2 separate regions of the Homo sapiens genome follow, and region 1 is linked to region 2. The links are chromatin contacts, found by Hi-C in ENCODE. All regions are on one chromosome and are shown on one strand. The core of a region is the stretch at or near the end of the contact, and the rest is flanking DNA. Distances in the headings are between cores, read along the strand shown. Region 1 overlaps DNAJC8 (DnaJ heat shock protein family (Hsp40) member C8). Region 2 overlaps FGR (FGR proto-oncogene, Src family tyrosine kinase).

Evidence for each region. A loop is a pair of places that touch in the nucleus more often than their neighbours do. Pooled maps may share reads with other maps.
Region 1: a map with no recorded cell type shows a loop between it and region 2 (19-fold over the local background). The contact joins two enhancer-like sites. A Hi-C loop is called at or near these places in 5 of 37 single-sample maps with no recorded cell type and 4 of 50 pooled maps.

The regions. Positions count from the first base shown.
Region 1 is chr1:28,198,460-28,201,159 of GRCh38, reverse strand. DNAJC8 (DnaJ heat shock protein family (Hsp40) member C8) reads left to right here. Exons shown (of 9, transcript NM_014280.3): 9 at 1-882. Among named protein-coding and RNA genes, the nearest start is that of PTAFR, 23 kb to the right of the region's middle. RefSeq lists a silencer at 1,166-1,495. Within about 2 kb of position 1,442, at least 6 of the 41 ENCODE cell types and tissues checked have a DNase peak (open chromatin) inside an H3K27ac peak, as active enhancers do.
Region 2 is chr1:27,630,446-27,633,145 of GRCh38, reverse strand. All of the region lies in intron 1 of FGR (FGR proto-oncogene, Src family tyrosine kinase), which reads left to right. Among named protein-coding and RNA genes, the nearest start is that of FGR, 3.4 kb to the left of the region's middle. RefSeq lists enhancers at 466-515, 916-1,055, 1,186-1,235, 744-1,244. Within about 2 kb of position 1,450, at least 25 of the 41 ENCODE cell types and tissues checked have a DNase peak (open chromatin) inside an H3K27ac peak, as active enhancers do.

The DNA of each region.
Region 1 (2,700 bases), core at 193-2,692, 570 kb before region 2:
ACATAGAGTAGTATTTGCTTTTTAGTCCATTTTGTTTTCAATACGATTTAATATCGATCAGAGTAATTCTTTTGTACATTGAAATGAGGGGCTTGGTTTAAAAAAAGACCTTTCCCTCTCCCTGCCCCTAGAACAACCAGTATTAGAAGGTGCCACCATTGGTGCTGCCTTCTCTTCCCACAGCCTGTAACTCAGTGTTTTGTACTTCACTGAATTGTGATGGTTAGAAACTTCGTGGATAGTTTGTGGAAATCATCCAATTAAACATACTGCTTAAAACAGTGTTGCTGTGACTTCAGAGACAAGCCTGGAAGGGGCACCTTAGGAAGCCCCTTCGCTTCAGTTGCTCGCTTCTGGGTGTGCTCCCTTCGAAGGCCCAGATAAGACAGGGAACACTTGTGAGCACACAGAGCAGCATCTGATGCCCTGTGGTGTTTGGCATGTGCCCCCTGTCTACTGACCAATCAGTGTGGCATGAGGCCCACGCCACCCAAACCTTTCACTTTCCAAAGAGCTAGCCGTCCTCCACCCAGTACCATGTCCTAGCCTGTCTGCATTTGTTAGTGGTAATATTCTTTATGTATAATAAATTTTTATACCCAAGCCATTGATGTACTTTTCCTTGTACTCTCCCTTGTGGGTCCCTTGTCTGGCTTGGCTGAACCCCAAAATGCTTTGGGGTTGGACAGACCTGGCTGAACCTTAGTTTCTTCATCTATGAAATGGGAATATGAATTACTGCAGCAGCTTTTAGGGCAGATTTGCCATGGCATATACAAGGTAACTACCATAGTGCTCCTTGGGTATTGCCAATATCCTATTATTTCTGTGTAAAATGAAGATACTGATTGTTTTGAGGATTAAATGAAGTAATATATGAAAGCGTCCAGCTCACAGTCTATGCTTAAATGTCCTGCTTGCTTTCAGGGACAGAATCAGCCCTCAGGAGGGGCCCAAAGTGAGAAGGGGAAAGGTGACACTTGAAATGTGAAGATACAGGAAACTAGGTGACTCAAAACTAGAGTTTTGCTTTTTGCAATGTCTTGTAGATGAGTAAACAGGCACAATGACTACGAAAGGCACCATGTCTTTTAGTATCATGAGAAGTGCAACTTTCATTTCTCTGTGGGAGAGGACAGAGGCTTGGGTGTCTTACTGTCCTTCCAAGTACCACTGAGCACATCCAAACCACATGTGAAGTAGAGCACAGTGATGAGTGGGTGGGTGGGTGGGTGTGCTTCTGGCTAAAACTGGACCAAGGCAGGGGGAGAAAATGTTTAGTTGCCCTGCAAAAGTGATACATGCCGTGAGGTAATGCAGTCCTGACTAGGGGGGCAGTGATTATCTTTTCTAGCCAAGCAAAGCCAAGCAACCCCATTTCAGTCCAGGATGTGGGTGCACACACCGCTTCCTTAGAGGTTAAGTGGTGGTGGTTCAGTTCAGCTATCTGCAAACTTACCTTTGCCCTCAAGGAGGCTGTGCCAGCAATTAGCTATGGGTGTTAGTTCTCACACTGCTATGAAGAACTACCTGAGACTGGGTAATTTATAAAGAAAAGAGGTTTAATTGACTCATGGTTTCACAGGCTTTACAGGAAGCATGGCTGGGGAGGCCTCAGGAAACTTAACAGTTGTGGCAGAAGGTGAAGAGGAAGGAGGCACGTCTTACATGGCCGGAGCAGGAGGAAGAGAGCGCAGGGAGAGGTGCTGTACGCTTTTAAACAACCAGATCTCACTATCTGGATAGTGATAGATAAGAACTCACTATCACAAGAACAGCAAAGGGGGCGGCCCCTATGATCCAAACATATGGATCATATGACCTCTTACCAGGTCCCTCCTCCAACGTGGGGGATTACAATTGGGCATGAGATTTGGGTGGGGACACAAATCCAAATCATATCAGGTGTGTTTATTCATTGAACAAATATGCTGGTTTAGAAATACAGTGGTGAACACTGCAGGACCCCTGTTGCCTGCCTCACAGCTGGGGCACACGGGCAAGAAGACTGTCCACTGCTCCGAGAAGGGGGCCCTTGATCTCATTTTTAGCAGCCAGGGAATGTTTCCTGAAGAAAGTGGCCCTTTTAAAAACTGGAACCCAGGGGCTGATGCATCAGTTAGGAGTGTTTTGGCTGCAAGGAATAACTGGCAAAAAGAATTAGAGGAATATTTTACTTCCATAAGTGGAGACAGGTGGTTTCAGGTATTGTTCATGGTGGAATCATTCATTCAGTAATACCTCCAGGGAAACAGGCTCTTACTATGCTTCTCCGTCCTCTGTGGAGGGTTTGGCATCTCATAGTTGCAAGAAGTTTCTAGCACCACATCTTATAACAACTACCAAACAGAAATAAGTCATCCAGGGAGCAAAATTTTTCCCAGAAGATGTCACTGGTTAGAAAATGGGTCACAGGGACCCCTCTTGGTAAGTTTGGCTGGGAGAGCTGCGAAGAACAGACAGGCAATATACCAAGCCTTACTCCTTGGGATTGGGCACCTGTTTCCAATAAAATTAAGTTGGTAAAGATGAAAGAATGCCTGCTGGAAAGGCCGGGTGGGGTGGCTCACGCCTGTAATCCCAGCACTTTGGGAGGTCAAGGCAGGCGGATCACAAGGTCAGGAGATCGAGGCCATCCTGGCTAACACGGTGACACCCTGTCTCTACTAAAAATACAAAAAATTAGCCGGACGTGGTAGC
Region 2 (2,700 bases), core at 201-2,700:
TTAGGGGCTTCATGACTACTTCCTGTTCCAGTGAGTAGGTGCTCTCACACCCTCCTCCAGTGAGGGTGTGAGTGTTTGTATGTTTTGGGCTCTGAGTGAATGAGCATGAACCCTTGAGCATATGAGTGGATGTTTGGGTGATCTCTGCAGCCACCTGGGGCTGATGTGGCAAAGGAAGTGGCCAGACCTCAGGAGGCTGGGTAGGGAACCCCAGAGCTGGGGAAGTAGGGGCCAGGGCTCTTCCCACGCAGAGCAGACTGGGCTGACCTAAGGTGGGAAAAGGCAGGATGTCCCCCTCACCGCCCCACTCCCCTGAGGGACCAGGGAGGGGGCTTCCTGTCTGGCCACACTGTGAAATCTAGACTCCCATCCCTTGGCTGCCCCTGGACCCCCGCCCCCCGCCGCCATGGCTTCCATCTCCTGAAAATCCTGAGTCCCAGGCCAGATGGCATCTAAAGAGCTGTGTTTTAGAGGCTGGTGGGTGGTTTTCAGCAACAGGTGGAAAACCACTTTTACCCACAAGAAGTGGAAAAAACTGCTAATGGCCTCGGGACCACATGGAGGGTAAAGGCCACCCCCGATCCTGCACACACCTGGCCTCACCACGGTGGTGGTGGAGTCAGACAGGGTTGGGTGGGTATGTCTTCTTCAGGAGGCAGTTTCGAGGCCTCAAGAAAGGATGGTGTGAGATGAAAGGGGGTTAATGAAGGCAGGGCACGGTGGCTCACGCCTGTAATCCCAGCACTTTAGGAGGCCGAGGTGGGTGGATCACCTGAGGTCAGAAGTTCAAGAACAGCCTGGCCAACATGACTAAACCCCATCTCTACTAAAAATACAAAAATTTAGCTGGGCATGGTGGCAGACGCCTGTAATCCCAGCTACTCAGGAGGCTGAGGCAGGAGAATTGCTTGAACCCGGGAGGCAGAGGTTGCAGTGAGCCGAGATCGAACCATCGCATTCCAGCCTTGGCGACAGAATGAGACACTGTTTCAAAAAAAAAAAAAAGAAGAAGAAGAAGAAGAAGAACAAAGAAAGAAAGAAAGGGAGTTAATGAGCAGTGGGGGCCTCAGCAAAGGCACTGGCATTCAGCCAGGTGGAGGGTCTCGGTGAGAGGACTGAGGGTGAGGGATGGAAGCCCGCCCGGTCTGAGGGATAGGGCCTAGTGAGAGATGCGGCACAGTGGGATGGGAGTCACCTGCAGACCTCAGCCTTGCTCCCTGACCCTCCAGCCCTGGCCTGCCCCCGGCCAGCCCAGAGCCTGGAGGAGAAGCCGGAACTCTTGCAGGATGGTGGTTTCCTGCCCCTGCCCAAAGTCCCGGTTCCCTTTTGATGAAATCCCCCAGGCGGCTGGGCCAGCTCAGCCCTCTCACCTCACCCTGGGAACTTCTCTTTCTTCTCAGCCCTGCCCAGTTCTGTACCCTCTGGTCCCACACCGTCACTGCCACGGAGGACCTTCCTCAAGGGAAAGGAGGGAAGTGAAAGTTCACTGGGCACTTACTGTATGTCTGATGCTTTCAGTGATGTGACCCCATTTGATGCTGAGAAGCAACCCCAGGAGGTGGACATTTGTATTCTTATTTTATAGGCAAAGATGCTGCCGCTCAGGGAGATGAACTGACTTGCCCAATGCCTTAAGCTAGTTGTCAGGCAGGCTAGAATTTGAGCCTAAATCTGCCTCTAGATCCCACAGATACTTGGTGAGGGTTGCGGGGGCAGGACATCCTGTGTCTACATCAAAGAACTGGCATAGCTTTGGGAAGTGTGGGCCTCGAAAAAGGATGGGTGGACCTGGGGTTCCTATGTCCAGCAGTAGGGGTGAGTGGGAGGCAGGGTCCCTCCCTGCTGGGTGACCAGCTGCCATATGACAGGGGTGGTGTGTTCGACCGGAAGTATGACATTCACTAGTTAGGAACAGCATGATCTCCTGCTCAGGCTTTGGAGAACACAGCAGTGGGGGAGGGAACAGAACTCTGGACTTGAATTAATAGTCCTGACTTTGAATCCCTTGTCTGGCTGTGTGATCCTGGGAAAGTAACTTCCCCCTATGCAAAAGAGAAGGTGGAGTGGTAAATGGTCCCTGGGGGCCATTCTGGTTTTGGTTATTGGTCACACTTGGCCACTGCACATCGGGCAAGAGCCACATGTCATGAAGCCCTCACAACAACTACTCAGAAGGTGCAGATGCAACAACTAAGGCTCAGAGGCTTATGTCAAAGATCCAAGGTCATAGAGCTACTGAAGAATGGAGCTGGGGAGGGCCACAGGGCAGATGTTGAAGTGAGGAGCACTGCGGTCCAGGGTTGGACCTCAGTTTGATACTTGTAACCTGATTTTGACCCTGATGGGGATCTCGGAGGCGACTCCTGTAAACCAGATGTTCAAGAGACATATTTATAAACAGAACCAAGTGCCCAGAATGATGCTGTGGCTACTCTCTGAGCTGCCCCCTTTCTGGTATTAGCAGGCAGCGAAGTTCAGTGCTGAGAAAAGAGAGACCTGGCTTCTTCAGATTCAGCGACTGCCTGAGAAAATCTGGGCAGATATGGCTCTCTCTCTCTCTCTCCTGCGCCCCTCCCTCCCCCCACCTGCGCCCTGCCTGCTGTATCAAGGATTTAGAGCATGAGGCACAGGGCTGAGAACACTAGGTGCTCCTTAAGAGACACACGTTATTGCAGGGGTGTCCAATCTTTTGGCTTCCCT